Linked DNA regions of Mus musculus: regions 1, 3 and 4 are each linked to region 2. Evidence: chromatin loops called from intact Hi-C (ENCODE). Cell type or tissue: left cerebral cortex. All regions are shown on one strand. Links, peaks and the distances in the headings refer to the core of each region. The heading gives the core; the rest is flanking DNA. Region 1 overlaps Enoph1 (enolase-phosphatase 1). Region 2 holds the start of Gm45913 (predicted gene, 45913). Region 3 overlaps Vamp9 (vesicle-associated membrane protein 9). Region 4 has its middle 17 kb from the start of Tmem150c.

Region 1 (6,032 bases), core at 390-5,389, 240 kb before region 2:
CAGGTGATGCTAGCTATGGTTTTCACATAAAAGTCAAATGGAGAGAGGACTGTAATCCAGGGTACATTAGAGAGGTCTCCTGTAGCACCCGGCTTACCTAATCTCATCTGACTGCTCTTGTCTTTACTCTTCACCCAGCACCAGCTCAATGCCTGATCATAAGTACCACAGCCTAGAGAGGGGATGGACAGTCATAAAGCCCTTGCTAGGGCAGCTAAGTACGGGCTGTAAGGAGCACACAGGTTCTGTAATGCAGGGTGGGGCTGCAGGTTTTGAGTGGAATCTTGAAGAGTAGGAAATTGTGGAGTCTAGGCAGGGGCATGGCATGTTGGGACCTGAGATGGTGAGAGCATATACTTTACCTGCATTAGATCATAGGACTCCTTCGCCCTGATCTACTTAATAATTGGTGTTCGACCCCACAGCCTGCCCTTTGAGAAACAGCTCAGCTCTTTGGGGTGACTTGGAAGAATGGACAAAGGGCGTGGGCCAGAGCAGCCTGTGTGGCATTCATCAGTGGTTCTAATTAAAGCGTAGAATAGGACAGGCTGTTTTCTGCTACATACAATTAGGTGCTCCTTAGCGTAGAATTTATATATGTAAAGACTTAGACTTCTTCCTCACTGTGCCACCTTTTAGCTACAACAAAATCCACCTGGCTCACACCCAGTTCTCTCTCCCTGGTGACTTGCCCTCTCTCGTCTTAGGCTGTCACCTTGGGCGTCAGGCCCTGGTGTCTGACCTGTACTCTGATTCCGCAGAGGCCAGTGCTGCTGAGGAGGCGGACGTGCACGTGGCTGTGGTGGTGCGACCTGGCAACGCGGGGCTCACTGACGACGAGAAGACATACTACAACCTCATCACGTCCTTCAGCGAGCTCTACCTGCCGTCCACCTAGAGCCAGGTCTGAGGAAGAATTGCCGTCCCCTAGTGTCTAGCTTTATTCTAACTGTAAAAGTAACGTACTTATGTGTGCACACAGACATGTGCAAGGGTATATACATGGACATGTGCTCAGATTAGTTTCCATGGGCACATAATGTGAGAAAAGTTGTCCGTTCCATGAAGACCAAATTCATGTAAAGACACTTTATGTGTAGACCATAAATCTGTCTTACCAAGCCCGGGGTGTATTTGAAACTGCAAAATACTAATCAAATTTGTGATGTTTATCAAATTGTTTACCAAGTGGAAAGCTAGTTCTGAGAAATTATTATCCAGAGCCTGTGTTATTTTAAAGACTGGACTTGCTTCAAAGGTACCCATACGAGGAGCCCACCGTCCCTGTCCCTCGAGGTCACGTCCCACCGCTGCACTAAGGACTCACGGCCCAGCGTCCACAAGACTGAGGCCCTGTCCCTGCTCAGAGAACAGATCCGGAGCAGGTGGTCTGGTCAGTCAGGATGGAACAGTGCTACAAGCACCAGCCTGCCTCTGAGCAGTGCTCGGAACAGCTGAGGCCGTGGCGGGCTCCACTAACCCCCAGTGTTATCGTGTTTTATAGCTGCCTTTCTGTGTCTTACACAGTTTGAGAGTATATGTTAATGACTATTTTTTTTAAAAATGTTCTATTGAAACCAGTGTAACAGCACAAAGAGCTCTAATGTGTAACACTTCCTCTGAAATGGATATAAAGATGTAAATTTTATAACAGCACTGTTTATTCTGATGCATTCTGATGGGTCAGTGTCGTGTCATTAATTAATAAAGGCATTTTCTTCTCATACAGTTTCATACAGACGTGTGGATTGTGCCTCACTCTGTCAGAGGCAGAGAGGAAAGCGAGGCCGAAGCCACTGGGAGAGTGAACTTCTTTAGATTTTGCATTGGGTGTGTGCGAGGCATGTCTGTTTTAACAGTATAAATGAACGTCACTGCGTCACTTCAATTTGGATTCAAACGTTATTTCGACTTAATTCAGACAGCATTCAATGTGTAAGGAAAGTTTCTTGGCGTTTTGATAACCATGGTTTTCGCCCCCTCATTTTAATTGGTGTGTGTGCATGTGTGTGTGTGTGTGTGTGTGTGTGAGTGTGACAAACAGACAGACAGACAGACACACACACACACACACACAGAGGGAGGAAGGGGACAGGCTGGACAGTTTGTGGTGGTTAGTTCTCTTCCCTTCCATCTGGGGCAGGGGTCAGACGGAGGCTGTGGGTCTTGCTAGTGGCAGGGAACTTTATCCACTGAGCCCTCTCGTTTGTGTTATGTTTGGTTTTTCTGAGACAGGGTTTCTCTGTGTAGCCCTGGCTGTCCTGGAACTTGTTCTGTAGACCAGGCTGGCCTCGAATTTAGGGATCCACTTGCCTCTGCCTCCTGAGTGCTGGGATTAAAGGTGTGGGTCACCACTGCCCTCTCGTTTTTTTAAAAGGCTATATTAAAAAAATACTTAAAGGAAATAGTTATTTTTGTAATTAAGAAAATGGTGTAGGAATCATTTTGGGGGGATGCATTGGATAAGGGGTAAAGTCTTGGAAATATGAGGAGGAAGGGGACAGGAAAAAATGTTACATTGATTCAGGTTTTGTCACTAGGAAATAGAATAAATTCATGTTAAGTCATAGAAATGGGAATAATTTGTAAATGGTGAAATCACATCCAACGAAAGGATTCACTTCATGCGTACATATATATTTGTAGACAAGTTCATGGGCAGATGGCAGACAGATTATCCTTTAATAACAGCAATTAGAAAAGTAAGGACTTGAGAGACAGCCTGGTGTGGTGGCACATCTCTTTAATCCCAGCCCTGGAGGAAAGCCTTTAATTGTGGCAAAGGTAGGAACTCTGTTCCAGGCCAGCTTGCCTATAGGAGTAGTTTCAGGATCTCCAAGGCTACTCAAACAAAAAACCAGCCAAACAACAACAATAAGTCAAAATTAAAAACAAAAATCAAAAACATCTTTAAGGGGCCGGAGATGGCTCAGTGGTCCTTGCAGAGGACTGGAGTTTGATTCCTTGCGGTGGCTCACAACCATCTAATTCTGATCCCAGGACATCTGACGCCTCTCCCTGCACCAGGCTCTCGTGTGGTCCACAGGCATACATGCAGTCAGATGTGTGTGATAACATTTGGGTTTTTCCCGGTCTCTCTGTTTATAGCCGGGGGCAAGGGACTCCTTGTCAAGCTAGATATATTTTGGTGTTTTTCCCTCAGTAGCACTGACTTCCAGTGTTTTACCGTAGTTTGAGGGAGAGAAATCTCAGAAGCTGGCTCTAATCAGCAATTCTGGAGCTGAGAGGTCTGCTGTTTAGGCTGGCTTTGGTGGCTGAGAGTCACTGATGTTTCCAGGGTTGGTTGACAGCAGGGCCTTAAATGCCTGTGTGGGTGCAGGACCGGCTCTGCCCAGCAGGTGGTGCTGCTTCCCCACAGCCCCGTTGAAAGGCATCAGGTGGGAACAGGGAGGGAGCAGGGACATGACTAACAGTTCATTTATCTTTAAAAGCCAGTAACAGGCTATTGCAAGAGCAGAGGAGTTAGACAAAGTTTTGGCAGTAATACCAACCACAACCCACCCGCTAATCCCCTTTCCTCTCCTGTATCAAACACATTTTAAAAAATACATTCCTTTTGGGTAGACAAGTTTTAGCAGCAGTGTTTAAAGGGGCTTGTTTTCAGGAATTTTTTTTTTTTTACTCCTATAAAAAAATAATTAAATATACTATGTCCCATAACAGTTTGCTATACTACCACCTGTGCCTTGATGTCCATATTATACCATCCTCAGTAATGTTCAACAATAATTTGCAGAGCTCGGCCTGGTGACTTGCAGTTACAATCCCTGGCAGGGGCCAGCCTGGTTTACATAGGGAGTTCCAGGCTGGTAGCCAAGGCCACGTGAGCTCTGTCTCAAAACAAATCAAAAATCCCGCAGTTGTTGCTGATAGAGTAATGAGTAAAATCTGCCCTTGAGTTTCTCTCAGGTTTATTCTGTCAAGACGTGAGTCCTGGGCTGACATGAGGGCACATTGTCCCTATGGTCAGCATGCATATCCTCTAGAGATGTTAGGAAACCAAACAAAGACAAAGTAAGGTCTGGGAGGGCGGGCAGGGCTTGTAACCTAATCATGGGAGACCAGATAGAGAAGGGGAGAGAACACTGTGTGTGGATTAAATGTAGAGATTTAGGTAGAAGTGCTGGGACTGGGGACTAGGGAGCCCCGTGGCTGAATACAGTTAGAGAGGTCTACAGAAGAGGCCTGACCATTAGGTTGTTGGATCCTAGTGAAATTCTTAGCCTGTACTCTAGATGTGGTCGGAAGCTACTGGGGAATTCTGAGCGGGACTGGGTGACTTAAATTGTGTTTGATGGAGAATGGGTTGCTATAGGAAGACCTATGAGAGGAGAGAGTTGGAAGCAGAAAGCGCTTGGGTGTTTTTAAAAAAGATTTAGTACGCGCGTGTGTGTGTGTGTGTGTGTGTGTGTGTGTGTGTGCCATCATGTGCTTGTGGGTGGAGGCCAGAAGATGGCATCAGATCTGAAACTGGAGTTACGGGGAGTTGTGGGCCACTTGAGGTAGATGCTGGGAACTACACGTAGGTGTTCTTCAAGGGCAGCAAGCGCTCTTTGCTGATGCTCCATCTCTTAAGGTCTCACTCAGGTATTTTGACCACAAAGGAATAAGGCGTTTTTACATAAACCAATGGAAGGCTTAGAGGAGGGACAGTTAGGGGAACCACCCCAGGAAGCCCCACAGTGGTGAGTTTGGGAACCGCCACGGTTGTCACAGCAATGGCTAACCCATGAAGCTGGCCAAGAAGTGGGGTACAAGCCTGCTTATTACAACCTCTCCAAACACTTGCATTTTAGTGACCTTAGAGTGTTTTACATCTCACTGAGTAACTCAGTTCCAGACCCTCCTGTAGGTATGTCTGGGAAATGTTTTTAATTTTTCAACTCCGCTAATTGCTCTGTCTGCCGGATCCTGTATCGGAGACTATTGTATGGAAGGGCTAGCAGTGGCTGGTTTTGGTGTGGTAACACCAGAAATGGACATGGATGTCTTAGAGGTGTTGATAACCACTTTAGGTTGACAGGACTGGAAAGGGAAACGCCTACAATTTTACCTTGAGTAACTGGATAGCTGTTGCTATGGAGACAGTGACTTGATGTGTAAAGTGGAAAGCTGATGTAGACTGGGAGACAGAGGTAAGAAGTAACCAAACCAGTGAGTGCGAGCCCAGAGCCTAAAGCTCTGGCCTGACCGCAGAGCAGGCTGAGGTTGAGAGCTGATCGGCATAGAAATGCTGTTAAATCATGGAGTTTTGACTAGGGGAAGAGTTAGACCTGAAGTTTCAACTTTTGAGATTAAGCCTAAGAAGGAAGCAAGCCAAGCAGATGAAGAAGAGACTATGATGAGCCCTGACAGTAATGCAAGCGAGGGTCTAACTCCATTTTAATCCCCCCGCCCCCCATAGGGTTGCGGTCTTTGTTACTGGGTGTTAGGATTTTCAGTGCGCCCGGGAGAGGTGGGGAAAGGGATCATATAGAAACCCCTATCTGCCAAGAAAACACCAGGACGTGTTATTCAAAGCCCTAATTCACCAAAGATCATATTTTTCTGATCTTCCTAACAAGCTTTTAGGCCAAGTATATTGTTTGTCCAACTATTACCCATCATTCCATTCAGCTGTGCTTAATACATTTGTCTTTTAACTCTTTCAGCAAAGTGGCCTGGGTAGCTGCCAGAACTGGCAGAGTTCCAAGCTCGGGAAGGTACGGCCAATCCCTTCGAGCCGTTACGGGCATTGTCAGACGGTTGCTGTGGTGGCTCGCCAGGACTGTTCCTTGAAATTCCAGTGTTCAAATCCCAACGGGGTAGGCATTCAGGAGATAATTGGATGAAATGAAGTGTAGTAGCACCCATCTAGACCCTAGTACCCTGGAGGCTGAGCCTGGACCATCTGAATGTGAGTTTCAGATTAGCAGGGCCGCGTGGTAAGACTCTGTCTCAATAAATGAAACAAGTAAATAAATGTCATAAGGATAAGGCCCTGCTCCAGTGGGTCGGTGCCTTCATTAGGG
Region 2 (6,032 bases), core at 434-5,433:
GGCAAGACGCTCGGGAGGACAAGTGATATTTAGAGGGAGTATATCTAGGACTCAATGGACAGCGACGGGAGGCTTGCCTAGCTGGCTTTGCAACGCTTCTCTGTCTCCAGTCCTCATCTTCACGGATCTTCACTTCATTGAGAGAGGCACTGCAGAGAACGCTGGCTTCCCTGCTGATCCTGGTCCCTCCTGCTGACTCATACTGATCGGACTGAGGCCTGGCTGTTTCTGCTAGGTCGTGCCACCGTGGCTGATTTGTGTTTACTATCCTGACTCTACTGAACTGGACTGCTGGTGTATCCATGAAGTGTTTGTGAGTGGATCTAGCTGCCGCTGCTGATTTCCTAACAACGCAGATTGGATTTGCTCCAAAGAACAATTTCTAAACAGGTCCTTTCCCCCCATATGCTAATAACCTTTCTTTTCCACAACCTCTGGTGGGTGGTGGGCTAGAAGGGAGGCTAAAGCATTTAAGAACCCTTATTAAAGGTAGGTTTGAAAAATCAAAACCTACAAGGAGGCAACATTGGAGCAGAGTCACTGGTAAATGTAGAACCCTGAGGCTGGAAAAGATGTATATGTGTGCATTTTTATGTCTATCCATGGCCACTTCAGACCCACTTAGATATGGAGAGGTGGGAAGCCTCATGCACTGCTTGTGGGGATGTGAGAGGGAGTGACGAAGTGGAAATGTGTGGGAGGTCCTCAAAATGGTAAAGCCAGAGTCACCATCTAATCCAGACCCTGCTCACAGTAGCATTATTTACAGAGCCAGAAGGTAGAAGCAACCCAAGTGTCCATCAGCAGATGAGGCACAGCCGCAGCCTCAAAGCACATGGAGGGAGAATGGAGAGAAGGTCAAGGGTCACAGAAGTCTGGCTCGGGGCTGTCACTTTACCAATCACAGTTTCACTGTCATGAATTTCCATTTCACAGAGGTGCAAAACTGAGGCCTAGAGACATTAAGTAACTTGGGATCTCTCTATGAAAAAACTGGGGCTAAATACTCAGCCCCAAGCCCTTTCAGACCAGCAGACAGTAGTAGATCCTGGCTGTACATCATGGTCACCTGGAGTGCCAGGAAACCCTTGCTCTAGAAGTGGCATTTTTAAAGAAGCACAGGTCCCACCTGCTCAATCAAACTCAGTATTCAACATTCAAACAGTGAAGCTGAGATCAGCCGCTGCTTTGCCAACAATGCCAACCCCCTGCAGATGCTGCCTCCAGCTGGGTAAATGCTAAGCGACTGATTGACATGAACTCTATCCAGGTCCTGTTTGCATTCTCATGGTTTGGACCTAGCAGCCTCAGATGGTGTGAGATGGCCCCGAGGCACCATACAGCAGACAAAGCCTTTGATATCCAGGCATGTGCAGCTGCAGGGAATGGAAGAACCAAGAACTTCATCCACCAAGAACTTGGGGAGAAGCAGGGGTAGCAAACAGAGGCGGAGGACTCCTGGGCACGAGGCAACCCCTGTGGGGGTATCGAAGCAGGCATCCCTCTTTGATATTTGGGGTTTTGGCCAACTAACTCACGGGTCTGGAAAAATCAGTTCTGGGCACTGGCCAATTATTGGCTATTTCTCCAGGCGTCTCTTAATTCTGAAGAGAGACAGGGAGATGCTTGCAGGTTCATAGCTGGAGACACAGATGGAGAAAATACATGACAGGACTAGGAAGTGGCTCAGCTGCTAAGATGCTTGCCACACAAGCAGGAAGGTGGGACTCCAATCCTCAGGTAAAGTCCCTGGAGCTCCAGCTTAGCCAAATCGGGGAGCTCTGCACCCGGATAGACCTAGCCTCAAATAAGGTGGAAAGAGATTGAGGAAGGCACCAGACATCGACTTGGCCTCCACACAAATGCGTATGAACACACGCACATACACATGCACATGTACACACACATACCTACACATACTTGTATGCACACACACATACACAAAAAGCAACGCATATGTGTACTCTGTACTCTGCTCTAGAACATAATGGCTAAGATGAGTCCAGGACTGCACCAGGTTAAACAACTTACCTGGTGATTCTGCATTCATAAACAGGCAATCATTTGTTGTAAACGGGCTTATTGTAAGGTTGAAAGATATAATATGTACAAATTTCAAGCCACCCCTGGCTCCTGGGGTGCCCTGGAATGCAGCCATAACCCTGCCTCATCAGGGAAGACTGTCGCCCTCACTTTAAGGTTATGGTTCTCTGATGGAGGTCAGATATCCTTCCTTGCCATGCCACAAGGCTGTGCACTTGGTGATATCTTAACATTATTGGTTGTCACAACTGAAACCTGAAGGGTGCTACTGGCCTCTAGTGGATAGAAGCCAGCTCTATTGCTAAGCACCCCACAAAACACAGTCTAGTAGTCAATAGTACTCAGTCGATCCACTAAGGAGGCTAGTACTCAGTCGATCCACTCAGGAGGCTAGTACTCAGTCAATCCACTCAGGAGGCTAGTACTCAGTCAATCCACTCAGGAGGCTAGTACTCAGTCGATCCACTCAGGAGGCTAGTACTCAGTCGATCCACTCAGGAGGCTAGTACTCAGTCGATCCACACAGGAGGCTAGTACTCAGTCGATCCACTCAGGAGGCTAGTACTCAGTGTAGTACTCAGTAGTACTAGAGAGAAGGATGGGGAGAGAAGAGAGAGAAAGGAACCTTGCTCTCATCTGTGTCTCAGGGAAGTTCTTCTTGAAATGACCCCTGCTTGTTCTCCTGGTGTAACTGTGGTTCTCCTGGCTTCTTACACTCTCTGGATCCCTGAGAGCAGTGAGGGATTGTACAGGATGTGTGTGTGTGTGTGTGTGTGTGTGTGTGTGTGTGAGAGAGAGAGAGAGAGAGAGAGAGAGAGAGAGAGAGAGAGAGAGAGAGAGAATGAGAGTGTGTGAGTATGTGTGAGTGTGTGTGTGTGAGAGAGAGTGTGTGAGGGAGTGTTTGAGAGAGTGTATGTGTGAGAGAGAGTATGTGTGAGAGAGAGTGTGTGTGAGAGAGTTTGTGAGAATGTGTGTCTGTGTGTGAGAGTGTGTGTGTATGAAAGAGTTTGTGAGAATATGTGAGTGTGTATGTGAGAGAGAGTGAGTGTGTGTGTGAGAGAGAGTGTGTGCCTGTGTGTGTGAGAGAGTGGTGAATGTGGGTGTGAGGGAGTGTGTGAGTATGTGTGAGTGTGTGTATGAGAGAGAATGAGTGTGTGTGAGAGTGTATGAGTATGTGTGAGTGTGTGTGAGAGAGAGAATGAGTGTGTGTGAATATGTGTGTGTGTTTTACACACTCGTGCATCCCCTAGAGCATGGATGGTGTCTCCCCAGCACAAAACACTTCATTTGCTGTCATTTCATCAAGTGAAAGCCTATGACTGGAGCGAGAGAACAGTAGTGTTTAGGGTCCCAGCACTCATCCCATCTAGGTCTCCAGGACGTCTTGGTAAAATGCAGGTGCTGACCCCCACCCTGCTGATTCCGCCTCAGCAGAATCTGAGGTGGGGACACAACTTTTTGGATGCTTGCTTGCTATGATGTGGATCTTGGTTGTCATCTTGACGGATCTGGAATTACCTAGGAGACACATCTCTGGGCGTGTCTGTGAGAGCATCTCCTGAAAGGACTGACTAAGGGAAGAAGGCTCAGCCACAAAGTGAGCTGCACCCTCTGACAGGCAGCCCATCACACACACACACACACACACACACACACACACACACACACACATCTCTAGCTCCCCCTGTAGGCTGAGTGCCAGGGTCTACAAAAGGGTCTCCATGGACTCCAGTGCCAGACAGAGGCCACAGAGGCATCATCTCTGTTGTCTGACAGCTATGATATGCCTTCAGTCACTGCTGGATGACCCAGGCCCCGTGTCAGCCAGTCTAATAAACTGCCTTTTATAATGTGCATGCCTCCTACCAACACCGCCTAACACAGCAAGTTCGGGTTGACTTGGAAGGGTTTTGGTCATTTTGGTTTTTGATATTTTTGGGTTTTGTTTTTGTTTCGACAGGGTCTCACTACATCCTGTGTTGAACTTAAGACCTCTTGACTCTGCCGTCAGAGTGCCAGGATTACAGATGTGCACCTGTGCTTGCGTTTGTAGCAGGTTGACAGGTAGTGCTGATACTGAGGACCCCAGTGCAAGCTAGAGAAGGACGCCAGCCTGTGATCCAGACCCAGCTTTGTGTGCTCGCTCATGACAGAGACCAGAGAGCTACAGAGTAGCCACTAGACGGCGTCAAGGCTCAAGACTTTGAGGCGATTCCTAGGCACTTGGTGAATGGCTCTCTCAAAATCAGAAGGGTTTCCACAAAGCCTTGGACACTGTGGGCTCAGAAGCAATACCTTATTTTTTTTTTTTTTATGGGTGACTAAAACGTTCTGAATTCAATACCAATAGTCCCTCTCTGGCATCCACAGTCTTCCACCATTGCCGCATACAGCTTCTCCTATGCTATTGCGTAAGTCTCTGAACAATTGCCCACATCTTCCAGGAAGATTCAACTAAAAACCTCAGAACTTCTCTCCTGGGCGATCCATCTCTGCCCTGTCAACATCTGTGCCTGGGCACCCCTCCATCTCTGTTACTTCAGACAGCGACCCTCACTGCCTTTAAACCTGGCTCTCCCATGCACATCCCGACAGGCTTTCTCCTCATCCCCCACATCCACTATTTCCATGGCCTATAACCACACCATCATTCCTCTCATGTACAAAGCATGTTTGTATCCTTTTGTTTATTGTTGGTTTGCTTTTTGCAAGCATGTAAAATTACATGTACACACACTGTACAAAATGTGGGTTCCTCTTGATGAGGTGCTGTTGGCAGTTGGTGGCTTCTGGAAGACAGTCAGTTTTCTTGGGGCTGTGACCCTTGAGAGGCTATGCATGCTCCAGTAGATGGTCCTACACCTGTGTAATCCAGACAGCACTAGACGGTCTCAGACTCAGTGCGGTTTTTGTTTGTTTTTAAAGAACATATGAAGTTGGGAGGGGAACATGGTGAGGAATGGGGGAGGCATCAAAAGAGAGGAAATGGGGAATAGGCTTGATCAAAACATACATACATATAAAAGAGCCCTTGATGGGAAGACATTTGTTACAATGTGTCTTGAGTTAAGAACTCAGACATTGTGATCATAACTGAGTTTGATAGCTGGGACTTAGATGTTGGAAGAAGAGACTGTACCTTCATAGATTGTCCTCTGAACCCCACTTGTGTGCCTTCAAGCACAAACACACACTATACACACACACTAAAATGCACACACATACACACACATAAATGCACACACACACACACACACACACACACCCTTAGTTGTCACAGGATGATGCTGTCAGCCCTTACTGACAGCACACATGACAAGTGACCCAAGCTAAATGACTGGGAAAAGGTGGGGTTAAGATTGTTTCCCAGCATCTGCCAAGGACGGCACTGTTCAGCTGCCGATCCGCCCTTGAACATGTCAGTCAACTAGTAGAAGTATTCGCAGTATTCGCACAAAGCACAAATTTGAGCTTCCCAAATCCAAGGCTCTGAAAAAGGAAATCCTTTGAACTCTGAAACATATTGAGTACCATAATGTCACAAGTAGAAAATTCCCCAGTAGACTTTCATGACAGGATGTGGTCAACACAGGCGCTAGGACACCAAACTGTAACTGCTGCTATGGTTTGGAAGTGTGCTCCAACAGATTCGTGTGTCGCAGGCTTGGTACACAATTGTGGATCAGTTGGTCAGTTATTCAGTGGTGTTTGGGTCATGAGAGATCAATGGATTCATTGTTTGATGAATCATTTGATCCCCATCATTTGGAGGATGGGGAAACTAAGGCGTGGGATCTGGTTGGAGGAAGCCACCAGGGCAAACGCCTTTGAAGATGTATCTTAATACCACTGCCCCCTCCCATTGCTCTACATGCTGGCTTTCACGGGGTGAGCATCTTTGTCTGTCACATGCTCTTTGCCATGACATCAAGCCTTACCTCAAGAAGCCATGGATTGAAATCTCTGAAACTGAGCTAAAATAAATGTCT
Region 3 (6,032 bases), core at 470-5,469, 380 kb before region 2:
CCCAGGTTAGTGATATTTTTACAAGAATTCCTTTGATGTCACAAGAACATTTTTTTCCTTCAAATGCACTTGCTACAGATTTTCAACAAATACTAGCACAGCACATGGTATGTACCTCAACTTGTATCATAAGCTCATCAACACAACTGTAGAGTCGGTCTTAAGAGTGGGAGGGAAGGGTGAGACCTGTGTGTGAGGAGCTAAGGCTCACAGTGGGGGTGTCCCAGAGCATCAGAGAACAGGCGTGGTGTGCCGCCGCCGCATCATTCACGTTCTTATATGCAGCCATTTCAGAGGGAAGGAATAAATACAAATATACGAATTGCTTATTTTAGTTTAAAAGTAAAAAGATAAACCAAAAACATTTAACTGGCTGCCTGTATGGGACTGGGGAAGCAAAGAAGGGCTGAGCTGAGGCTAGAGAGATGGCTCAGTGGTTAAAAGCACTAACTGTTCTTCCAGAGGTCCTCAGTTCAATTCCCTGCAACCATATGGTAGCTTATAACCATCTGTAATGGGATCCAATACCCTCTTCTGGTATGTCTGAAGACAGCTACAGTGTACTCATATACATAAAATAAATAAATTTAAAAAAAAAAGAAGGGCTGAGCTGTCAGAGAGAGACACTAGTTATCTGTATAAAACCTGGGTTGAAAATTTGACTTTTAAACCATGTAATTGTTTTGTATAATTAGAAAATACTGTTAAATTAGAATTTAGAACTAGTCCTTATTAGATGAAATAAGATGTCACTAAAGGGCAAACACTCTGTAATTCTGTTTATATGAAGTACCAAGAATAATTAACTTGCTCTAGATGGAAAGTGGAGTATAGCTCCAAAAGATGCAGAGAGGGGAGTGGGCGGCTGGAGTTGATCTGGAGGCTAATGTCCACTACATAACTTCTGTGGATTGCCCTGGTTGTTTGTATTTTGATGTTAATTCTGGTTAAGTTTTGGAAGCTGTGTTTTGTGCTTCTATATTTTCAGGTAATTTCTAACAGAGTTGAAGACTGGTTGTAGTCTCATAGCCAACTCAAGCTGTTTAGTATCGAGAGAGATGATATAGATTTGAAAGGATGGTTTTCAGATGGTATACAAGCTAAAACCAAGAAATAATTCAAATATAAAATTGTAAGCCTTTTAAGTTAAGATAGATGGTAGGGTGTTTTATCTAATTTGACAAAATTGATGGACTGGGTGTTAAGTGTATCTTTATAAATTACATAATTGTAATAGTTGTGCTCACTAAATATCTGAGAGAAAAGAGCCTTTTAATTAAACAAAAAGGGAGAAATCTTGTGGATTGTCCTGGTGCTGTTTGTATTTTGATGCTAATTCTGCTTCCTCAAGAGGACCTGCCCTAACAAGGAGTGGATCAAGGATGTACTCGGGTGATTTCAGTGAACCTCCTCCCTATTTTAACTGGTCAAATAAAGACTAGAGCCTGTGATTGGGCAGTGGAAGGGAAAGGTGGGACTGGAGGGTTTAGAGAGGGAGAGAAAGGAAGGAGGACAGACAGAGGAGGAGAAATGAAGATGGAGGAAGAGAAGGTGGAAGATGGAGCAGAACCACATGGCCTGGAAAAGCCACAGGTAGCAAGGGATCTCACAGCTGGGGAATAGAGCAGATCTGCCCAATCTAGGTGTGAGCTTATAAATATTATAACTGAGTTGTTTGTTCTGTGCATGGGCTTATTGAGGCTGGGGATTTACTTCAACACATAACAATGAAATGCACTAGTGCCACCAAATTACACACTTGACATTGTTACAGTGGTAAAGTTTTATGTCAAAATATGTGTCAAATAGTCTGAAGCAGTCATTTGAGTGTCCATTTCTAGTGGTATTACAGCCTAATGAAGGAGACCTGAAAGTACATTTTAAGACATTTATTTCCAAGAGTCACCCTGTTTACTAATAATACTGGTATTGCTATTCTGAAACTGGTTTATATAGATATGTTAATTTGATTAAGAGTCAAGAATCTTAGCTATAAATATTCTTAGTTATAAAGAGAAAAATCAAAGAAACCAAGGGAAATCATCCAAGTCTCCAAAGACAAAGAAGTTTCAGTCTGTGCCTATCCACTTAATAAAACAAAGTGAGACACAGTGACCAACTCAACAGGAGTGAGCACATAAGTGAGAGATTATAGTCTCTAACTGTCACCCACCGAATGCAGTCAGGATGATCTTAGTGTAGGACAGAGGACACATAAACCAGAGCATGTTATCATGCCTGCAACAGCGAAGCAGTCAAAACCAGCCAAAGTCAGGAGCCAGCTGCCACTAGTCAATAATAGAATAATTCACGCACTGGAGACAACATAAGTATGTTCAGTTCCAGGATTCCTAGATGGTACCAAAGTGGGCACCTCTCACCAGCCAGCTTTGGAAGACAGGAGCACTGTCTCTCATTGGCCTAAAAGCTTAAAGGCAGGACAGGGGCAAGCACTCACTTTGACTTTCTATATGGCCTCTACCTCAAAGGAAGCAAACGGAAGCAATTTGAATGGGTCAAATTGTATTTTTCCTTTTTCTTGTTTTTTTTTTTGGTGGGTAGGAGTTAGTTTGTTTGCATTGTTTGAGACAGGGTCTTGCTCTGTAACCTAGGCTGTCCTCAGACTTGTGGCAGGCGGTGCTCTTGCCTTGTCACACACACTAAGATCACACACATGAGCCAACATGCGCAGCTAAATTAGCTATGCTACGTTTTTCTTCCTGGATCTATTCCAGCTAGTTAATGATGGAGTGCTGATACTGTCTTACCATCCTTAACAAAATAATAAACCTATATAATTATTATTAGCACTAAATGTCTGGAGCCCCGCCCCAGCCTGAGCAGTTACAGAGTTGTGGCCTCTATCAGAGGATCGATCGGTCAGTTTTGTTTCTTTCTTTAAGGGTGTGGCTCCTGTTGGGTGGAGCGATCCAGGTAAATGGTCACACAGCCATGGTCAGCCAGACTGGACTAGTGGGTTAGAAAATAGAGAACATGAAGCTTGCTGAGTGAGGACATAGAAGTTATATATGAGAGGAATAGAGAGTAAACACAGTCAAAATATTGTGGATGGAATTCTCAAAGAATTAATAAAAACATTCTGTTTAAGAAATGATCAGAAACAAGGAAAAAGCTGATTAGGAACTTAATCATTTAAAAGATGCGTCTGAAATACCCAACCCCACCGGTTTTTGCATTGTTTTTTGTTTTTTGTTTTTGCTTTTTAACAGTTATTTCATTTCTTTTTATTTATGATATGAGTCTGTACCTATGAACGCACATGAATGCAATGCCCATGGAGACCAGAAGAGGGCACTGGATCCCATGATCTGGAATGTGAGGCAGTTGGGAGCTGCCCAGTGTAGATGCTGGGATCAAAGCAGAGGTCTACAGCAGCAGCAAGCACTAACCCAACAACTGGGCCATCTCTCCAGACCCCCCATTTCTTTTACTTGGAACAGATCACAAATGTCTTTGTCACCATTGCTCAGGGGGAAATGCTGATCTCCGTATCATTCCAGTTTAGTGTGTGCTGCCAAAGCAGATGTCTCGGTGGTCCTTCCTAAGTTTAAAGAAGAGACCATCAGCTGGCGTGGTGGCGCACGCCTTTGATCCCAGCACTTGGGAGGCAGAGGCAGACGGATTTCTGAGTTTGAGACCAACCTGGTCTACAGAGTGAGTTCCAGGACAGCCAGGGCTACACAGAGAAACCCTGTCTTTAAAAAAGAAGAAGAAGAAGAAGAGACCATCAGCCTGGAATGATTGGTGCGGGCCTTTAATCCCAGCACTCTGGAGGCAGAGGCCAGCCTGGGGAGCGAGGAGGGAGGGAATATCACCATTCTGATAGGACAGAAGCGCACAGCACACATCTGAACACTCTCGGAAACACCAAGCCTGACCCTGAAGCAGTTCCACATCCATTTCTAATTCCCTGGAAACAGAGCGGTTGACATGCTCAGTTAAATACATTTAAGTGTGGGTAACAAAGGTAAGATAGGATAGCCATGACAGGTAGCACAGCATAGAAAAGAACCCATAGACTAAATGAAGCTGAAGAGATGCGTCCATCCAATCCAACATGCACCTGTGGACGCTGGCATCACAGGAGAAGAACCATGGCTCGCTTTTGAGACGTTTGTCTGAAACGGAGATATTAGGTAAATGACAATGGTGCCGTGGTTCTGTTTTCTGGGAAACGAGACTATGTCTTATAGAGAGTAAAACTGTAAAGCCTGCCCTCTCAGGCTGAAGCACAGCAGCAGCTCCGGGAGGTGCAGCAGAGGTGAGACGAGTTTGGTCACATGTGTGCACTGCTGAAACTACAAAATATATATTTAAAAAAGAAAAAAAAAACTTTTATTTCAGCTTTTGAATGGCCAGACCCTTATTTTTATGCTCTCAAGTCACCCTTTAAAAGATCTCCTCTGCTCATTTTAATATGTTTGTCAGTTCTTTGAACAGTTCCATACATGAATTCAGTGTCTTTTGATTATATTCCTCCCCCACCCCATCCCATAATTCCTCTCTCATCAGCCTCTGCCACCCTCAACTTCACTCTCAACTCCACCTTCATACAAAAGGTATTATCGTTTTGTCTTGTGGGCATTTGATCTCATCTTTTTAATAAGTTGTTCTCACGTAGCTGCCCTGTCCAGTGCCCCACTCACCTCTGCTTCCCAACACTGGAGCAGGGACGGGGTGGGGGGCATAGCCAGTGCAAGGGGCAGGGAAGAAAACAGGAGACATGCAAACTGGGAGGGAGAGCTAAAATTTTTGCATCTTTGTTTGCAGGTTACATGATTGTGCAAGAAATCAAAAAGAATTAGCCAAAATATCCTTGGACCTAAAAGCATTTATAGCAAGGTTACAAAACACTAAAAAGTCAGCTAGAAACAAGCAAGTGGAGTTAAATTTAAGAACAACATCACTTACATTTGCACCCAAAATTTAAATGCTTTTATAAAATTTAACAAAGTATAAAAAATCCTATACAAAATTTTTAAATGAAAGAAATTTAGCAATTACGCAGAGAGAAACTCTGTATTTAAAAAAAAATGAGGCTGGTGAGATGGCTCAGCAGGTAAGAGCACTGACCGCTCTTCCAGAGTCCTTAGTTCAATTCCCAGCAACTACATGGTGGCTCACAACCATCTGTAGTGAGACCTGATGCCCTCTTCTGGTGTGTCTGAAGACAGCGACAGTGTACTTACATACATACAATAAATAAACAAATCTTTTTAAAAACAAAAGAACAAAACCTAGTAAGTAGACATGTTTATAACCACAGCTCCGGAGGAGCCAACACCCCCTTCTGGCCTCCACAAGTGATGTATCAGCTTGGCTTTGGAAACCTGACTGGAGGATGAAGGAAAGAAGAAAGGACAGACACACAGATGGGCTTACAGAAAAGCTGGGATCAGGTGGGCCATACTCTCTGGATGGAGTGCCACTAACTAAACACAGCCCAGAACCTCAGTGAGGTTACAAGGAGGAGGAGGTGGAGGAAGAGGAAGAGATGGCTAATCTCAGGAGGAGGTGTCTGTAGGGGGCTGTGTTAGGCTGTAAACATAAGGAAGAGGAAGCTGCAGTATTTACACAGTGGTCCACCTCCTGTAAATACTCACACTTGGACCAGAGGAAGGCTTTGCTGGTTCCCTGGGGTCTGATGCTTCCTCTGCACCTTACACATTCTCTCAAGGCCTCCCCTGCTCCCCACACGGGCATGCACACACTTGCACATAATCTGCAGGCACACACATACACATAAATGTTTTAAGGCAGCTGGAGAGGTAGCTCAGAGGTGGCTTATGCAGAGGACTTGGGTTCAGTTCCCACCACCACATAGTGGCTTACAACTGTCAGTAACTCTGGTTCCAAAGGATCCTGCACACTCTTCTCATCTCCATGGACACTAGGCATTTGTATGGTACACATACAGCCAAAATACGCAAAATGTGCATACTCATAAAATAATATAAACAAATATTTAAAATAAAATAATAATAGATGTATCTTCAAAATATAAAAAGAGC
Region 4 (6,032 bases), core at 360-5,359, 130 kb before region 2:
TAATAACATTTTTGATAAACATTTAGATTGATTCCATTTTGTTCCTGCAGTTAACAACATGTAGGATAAATAGACTTAAGTATGTGTGCTTTTAATATTGAGACAAGTTCCTAGCTGTGGGGCTAGGGGTGTAGCTCAGTAAAAGGACTTGTCTGGCATGCACTAGAGCCTATAATTTATCATCAGTGCCTCAACTCGGCCATGGTAGTACATACTAAACCCTGGCACTGGGAGGCTGAGGTGGAGCATCAGAATTTTAAGACCATCCTGGACCACAAGAGACTTTGTCTAATAAAACAAACGACGTCAGCTTGTTAATTAATACAGTCATTGTGAGCTGTATAGTTCTCGTGTTCACTGATGTTTCCAAATAACTTTCTAAAGGGTTGTAGCCATGCATAAAAGTATTAGTTTCTTATTATTTTCAGAGATTTAAATATAGTCAGTATAGTGCTTTCCCCCATTTCTCTTGTTATTTTTCTGGTAACCAGGGCTGACATTATCCTTCGATGTCCCTAACAAATTCTTTTAAGTTTATCCTCTTTATATTCACTTTGGCTTTGATGGCTTTTGACATGAAATAGTCTGAATATAAAGCCAAATGTTTCTTTCTTTCTTTTCTTTTTTTTTTTCTTAAAACATGAGCTCTGTATTTCCAGAATTACTTGAAAATGAAAAAGTCTCTTTCACCCAAAGATACTCACACATTCTTAACCATTTCTAAGGATTCCTGTGCACACGAGTGTATTTCTTCCTTTATTTTTAACTTTCTTTCTTTTTTTTTTTAGTTGGATATTTTATTTGTTAAAAGTCTAACACTCGGGAGGGGAGGAAGGAGACTCGGAAGTTCCAGTCATCCTTATGTGTATCGTGAGTTCAAGGTCCCTACGGCTACATGAAACCTTGTCTCAAAAACCAAGACAAAAGACCTGTCCAGCTGTTTGGCATGGCCTGATCATTTTCTCGTCTGGCTTCACTATGATTGTCCCTCCAAATGGACACATGTCCAGACTACCTCATCTCCAGGTTTCCAGCCTTCTTGTTCCACCCTTGGAAGGTCACCCCAATATTAAAGTTTTATGCTCCTTTTGATATGTTAAATGCTCCTTCAGTGGCAGCTGCCTGTGCAAGGTGGTAGAGACACAAATACGGATGTTAGACAAATGCTTGCTGAGTGAGCTTGCTTTCAGGGGTGGTTCAGGCTCATGAGCATGTCATGTCAATGAGATGTGATGGGCGCCCTCACAAAGACACACACTCCCTGCTCCCTATTATTTATTTGTTAAACAATTGACCCTAAGACCGTGTTGATAGATTGTGGATTATAAACTCCTAAATATATATTTATGTAAAGATCAACAACTGAGAGGGGTAATTAAGAAAGCACACAAACTGAAAAAGATCTTTTAAAAAACCAATTAGAATACTTGAATAGTTATTTTCTTGTTATGTCGTTGGCTTGGAATCGTGAGCAATACAGGTCTCGGGAAAGGCGTTAAGCTAATGTTTTTGTCACAACTTAATAATATTCTATAATTTGCTAGTACTCCACACTCCACCCACACCCCTAGGCCCACTTTGGGCAGGTGGTGAAATGCAGAGAACCAAGTCACACTAAGAGGAAAGTGAACCTTGAATCTGATGCCCACAGGCGGAGCGGAGAGTGGGCTGTGCCGAGGAACCTGCTTGGCCCCCGTCAGCAGGTCCCTGCCTTAGCCAGTTCATCACAGTGAAGACAGGCACTCGGTTGCTGCTTACTGAGCTGCAAGCCTTCTCATCTTCCCCCCTCAGAAATCCGAGGCTGCCCCTGACTCACAAAGCCCGATTTTAACACCCCACAACCTACTTGTTTCTCCTCCCTACCCTTGTGTCCTTGAAGGATGCCCAGGACTCTTTGGGCATCATGGTGACACGTGGAGGGTGTCTGGGGAAAGTTAGCATCAGCATGAATCCCAAGTGCATTCAGGGTCTTTTTTCCCAGAATAAAAGTAACAATAAACATTGATGACTCTTAAACAACAACAACAACAAAACAAAACAAAAAACAAAAAACAAACAAACAAACAAAAACAGGTTCCTGAAAACCTCCTGCCCCGAGGTCTCAGCCTGTCCTGAGGTCTCAGAGCATGACTGCCACTGACTGCTAGGTTTGCTGAACAGCTCAGCCCTGCACACACACACACACACACACACACACACACACACACACACACACACACACTTTCCTGCGCGTTAAACTACTGCCTGCAGTCTGGACCCTGGTCTTCCCAGATCCCAGCTCCTGCCCTCTCCCGCAGGTGGCCCTTCGCACTCAGAGCCTTCGACCTTGCAAAGGCTGGCTGCCTCTGTCATTTCCCTGAGGAGTGCTGGCTGAACCTCTCCTTGGCTGCCTTCTGCCAGTAGCTTTTGTCACTATGGATACAGTGGATGAGACTAACGAGGGCCCTCATTTTAGTCTTGGCCTGATGATTTCCACAGGTTCAGCATGATTCCTGCTGAGTGTGAGTTAGTGAGCTTGGGTGTAATTCCATAAGCATACAGGGCCGCTTTGCATGATCAATAGGCAAGCCAGGCTCTGGAGTCCTGGGTGAGGAGGTCCCTGTGGGGGTCAAATGAAGGTGTTGAAATTACCCAACAGTCTCCTGGGGAGTAGACTGCGTGCGTACAGGCGGGTTCTTGTGTTGTTAACTGGGTGAGCTTGATTTCTCTGGGTCTCAGATGTGAAATGGGCATGAGACAATCTTCCATCTCTTACAGACTGCCATTTCTGGTCTAGATTTGCCCACTCAGTAGGGGGAGGAGATAAGTCCTTCGCCAGTAGAGGTGTACAGATGAATCCGGATTGTAAACAACATCAAGAACAATCTTGGTTGGTGAATTAAAGCCTCAAACATTGAACAAGGAGAATGCATTCTGGTTGCCAGGCAACCAGCCTAGGCCCTTGTTGGCAGAGGGGCTCGGGTCTTTTTAGCTACAATTGGCAAGGTTGCTTGTGACCTTCTTATGACCAGAGCTTCAGGCCATCCTTGCTGACTGAAGGGACACTTGTGCTCTTCCTTGGGCTTTAAGTGTTCGGGGAGCACCAGGAAACTTACCTCCCTGGAAACTTATGTTCCAGAAGAACGTTCCACTCTTATTTCCATCCTACACACATTTAGCTAATATTTGAAAGTGTCCTCTACATCATGAGATTCTTCCCCCATTTGCCCCTGGGGGATTGCCCTTGCCCTAAACCAGAGAAGGCAAATACGGAAGCTTCTTCTTATTTATTTATTATAAATACACTGTAGCTGTCTTCAGACACACCAGAAGAGGGCATCGCATCCCATTACAGATGGTTGTGAGTCACCAAGTAGTTGCTGGGATTTGAACTCAGGATCTGTGGAAGAGCAGTCAGTGCTCTTACCTGCTGAGCCATCGCTCCAGCCCACACAGAAGCTTCTTGACTGACATAGGAATGCTTACCTTGAGAAGACATCGTGAACCTTAAATGCTGTCAGTGAGACACACATTTGTTGTACCTAGTCTAAGTAGAGAGATTGAAGGGGATATTCAAATGCATTTGCCATATCTAGCCTAACCTGGAAGACTGGGGTGAATTTGCACATTACAGACTTCCCTCTACACTGTAATGTAGGATTGGGAAGACGAGGAGGCAGAGCCAAGGCAGAGGGGAGTCTCAGCACGAGGCACCATGCTTTTTCCAGAGGAAGCTCCATCCATTACCAATGCATAACCAGCCAGCCATGATGGACACACCAGCCCATCTCTAAGTCAGGGATGTTGTCTCTCCCCTGATCTCTGTGTGGATGACTCCCTGTACAGCAGCCCTGGACTCTGCTGCACATCAAACTCCATCCAGAGGTGACACGTGTATCTTGATACCCCAGGAATGGAGTGAATTGGAAGAGCAGCCTAAACCTGTGAGAAAAGACAGAGCCTGAGGTCCTCTACAGAAACCACATGATACAGGAGTACAATGTTGGCATTTTACACACACACACACACACACACTCGTATGCACATGCACACACACACACGCACACTCATGCATGCACGCACACACAGAGGCACAGGTGTGATAGGCTCCTCCCGCTGGATCTCCCTTCCTTTACCACCACCTTTCTTCATCCTGTTACTATTTATAACCTGTCTCCTTGCTTTTACTCACACTTCTCAATGATTGTCCATTCAGCAGCCACAGTGGCTAAAAACAAGCACATTAAACAAACACACTTTTCTAAAGCGGCTTCTCTCTGCACTAAAATGAAAGTCAAGCACCCCGCCCCCCCCGCCCCCCCCCCCCCCCCCCGACTACAAGGTTCTGTGTGGTCTGGAGCCTGGACAGGACTTCAGCCTTATCCTGGCCCAGGCCCAACCTCATCCAGTTCCAGCAACACTGGCTCCAGTACTAGGCTAGCCCAGGTCAAACTCCCTTTGCACTGGGAAGTTCTTCCACGTGGCTGACTCTCTCTCACCTTCTATTTTCTCTCTCATCACTAGGTGTTCTAGCTCAAAGCATTCAGCACAATAAGGAATCCCAGCCATTACAGAGTGGCTTAAAAACTTAGTTATTGTAGCTTTCTTCCTCCAGAGCACAAGCTCAGTGAGAGCAGAAGACACTAATCTGCCTTGGTCAGGGTTTTATCCATGTCTACTCCACTGTCGGGCTCATATCAGATTAGTTATTCTTATTCACTATTGGTTAATAAAGGAGGGACAAGGGAGAGTAGATAGGTCAATCTTATACATTTGCATGTAACTACACACATGCACCTAACAGTTACCCACATAGAGCTTTCTGTGTGCTGGGGACTGTTCTAGTTCTTCATAGAGACAACTCATTTAGTTCTTCATTAATGCTAATTAGCAGGCATTGCAGCCAGTCCCCAATAAGCAGGCACTGCAGCCAGCCTCCAATAAGCAGGCACTGCAGCCAGCCTCCAATAAGCAGGCATTGTAGCCAGTCCCTAATGAGCATGGATTGCAGCCAACCCCTTTGATAGTGAAGAAAGCAGAGGCACAAGATAGTTGATGACATCAGAGGGCGAATGCTGGGCTAGGTTCTGGGGTCTCTATAATGAGGTGCCATAGACTGAATGTCTTAAACAAAGAATTAATCTTCCCACAGCTCTGAAGTTTGGAGGCTTCCACTTCAGGTGCCAGCAGGACCTGTTTCATTCAGGGCCTCCCTACTCCGTGGGCTGGTACCCAGGCTCTGCTGTCTCTTTGCCTGGCCATTTCTCTTTGCTCATGTGATCCTGTCCTGGTTGTCTCATAGGAACAGCCAGGTTTGATTCTGGTCAACCCTAGTGGCCTAATAGCGACTTGGTTGCCACTGTGTGGTTTCTTTGTCTGCAAACAGCCACACTCTGAGGCACTGGGGACTGGGGATTCATCGTATGAATTTTGGGTGCAGTTTGGCCATAGCAGTAGAGAAGACACAGCAATTCATCTGTATCTCTCCAGCACTCTAGTTGAATCCACCATGCCATGAAAACGTTGAGTGTCTCCCAACAGTTGGCACTGTTTTGAGTTTCCTAGCATGGCAGACAATCTCTGCTGCCCACTCAAGACCCATCTCAGCACTTCTCCTCACCCTTTCTCTTGCCAACAAACCTGGCTTTGGCCCAGGAGGCAGTGTGAGTGACTTCAGCACTCAGTCTTGATAACTCTGCCCCACTGTCACTTTCTATTCACTTCCTCAGTCCTTCCTGCATGGGGTGGGAACAGGAGCGTGGCTTAATTCTTTTTGTTTTGTTTTGTTTTGTTTTGTTTTGTTTTGTTTTTCTCTAGTGACAAGAAGCCAGCTGTGGTGGACCTGCACTTGGATGAGACACTAAGAGCATGTTGGATCTGCTTTCTGTCCATTCTGTGGGTCTGTTTCAGAGCTTTGTTGGGGGAGAGGCAGAAGGGTGGGGTGTGGGGTGTGTGAGGCAGGGGATGAGTAGTGTGGCAGAGAGGCTGGGTGCTCTTCAGGACTGAACACTGGCAACAGGAGGGAGGCGGAGACAATGCAGAACAGCTGGACC

What was found. Hi-C counts contacts between places; a loop is a spot of excess contacts. Peaks named below come from ENCODE experiments on the same cell type or tissue, not always from the same donor. Only the 100,000 strongest peaks of a DNase experiment are listed, where the experiment ranks them.
Region 1: a loop joins it to region 2, with 3 times the contacts of the local background. A loop is called at or near these places in 16 of 42 quality-filtered maps.
Region 3: it touches region 2 in a loop (2.6-fold over the local background); 3 of 42 quality-filtered maps call a loop at or near these places.
Region 4: a loop joins it to region 2, with 2.5 times the contacts of the local background. A loop is called at or near these places in 4 of 42 quality-filtered maps.

What each region holds. Positions count from the first base shown.
Region 1 is chr5:100,067,038-100,073,069 of GRCm38, forward strand. It overlaps Enoph1 (enolase-phosphatase 1), which reads left to right. Exons shown (of 6, transcript NM_026421.3): 6 at 762-1,728. The coding sequence ends at 898. Among named protein-coding and RNA genes, the nearest start is that of Tmem150cos, 7.9 kb to the right of the region's middle. In left cerebral cortex, for the core only: CTCF peaks have their summits at 3,358 (motif pointing right) and 4,716; DNase peaks (open chromatin) are centred at 3,359 and 4,730.
Region 2 is chr5:100,302,317-100,308,348 of GRCm38, forward strand. Gm45913 (predicted gene, 45913) reads left to right here and starts at 54. Exons shown (of 2, transcript NR_152163.1): 1 at 54-390; 2 at 4,004-6,032. In left cerebral cortex, for the core only: a CTCF peak has its summit at 2,328 (motif pointing left); DNase peaks (open chromatin) are centred at 651 and 2,302.
Region 3 is chr5:99,924,837-99,930,868 of GRCm38, forward strand. It overlaps Vamp9 (vesicle-associated membrane protein 9), which reads left to right. Exons shown (of 6, transcript NM_001378420.1): 4 at 6-107. Among named protein-coding and RNA genes, the nearest start is that of Vamp9, 22 kb to the left of the region's middle. In left cerebral cortex, for the core only: a CTCF peak has its summit at 3,302 (motif pointing right); a DNase peak (open chromatin) is centred at 3,308.
Region 4 is chr5:100,173,366-100,179,397 of GRCm38, forward strand. No RefSeq gene overlaps it. Among named protein-coding and RNA genes, the nearest start is that of Tmem150c, 17 kb to the left of the region's middle. In left cerebral cortex, for the core only: no CTCF peak of the experiment used is centred there; DNase peaks (open chromatin) are centred at 2,407, 2,924 and 4,966; H3K27ac peaks cover 593 bases.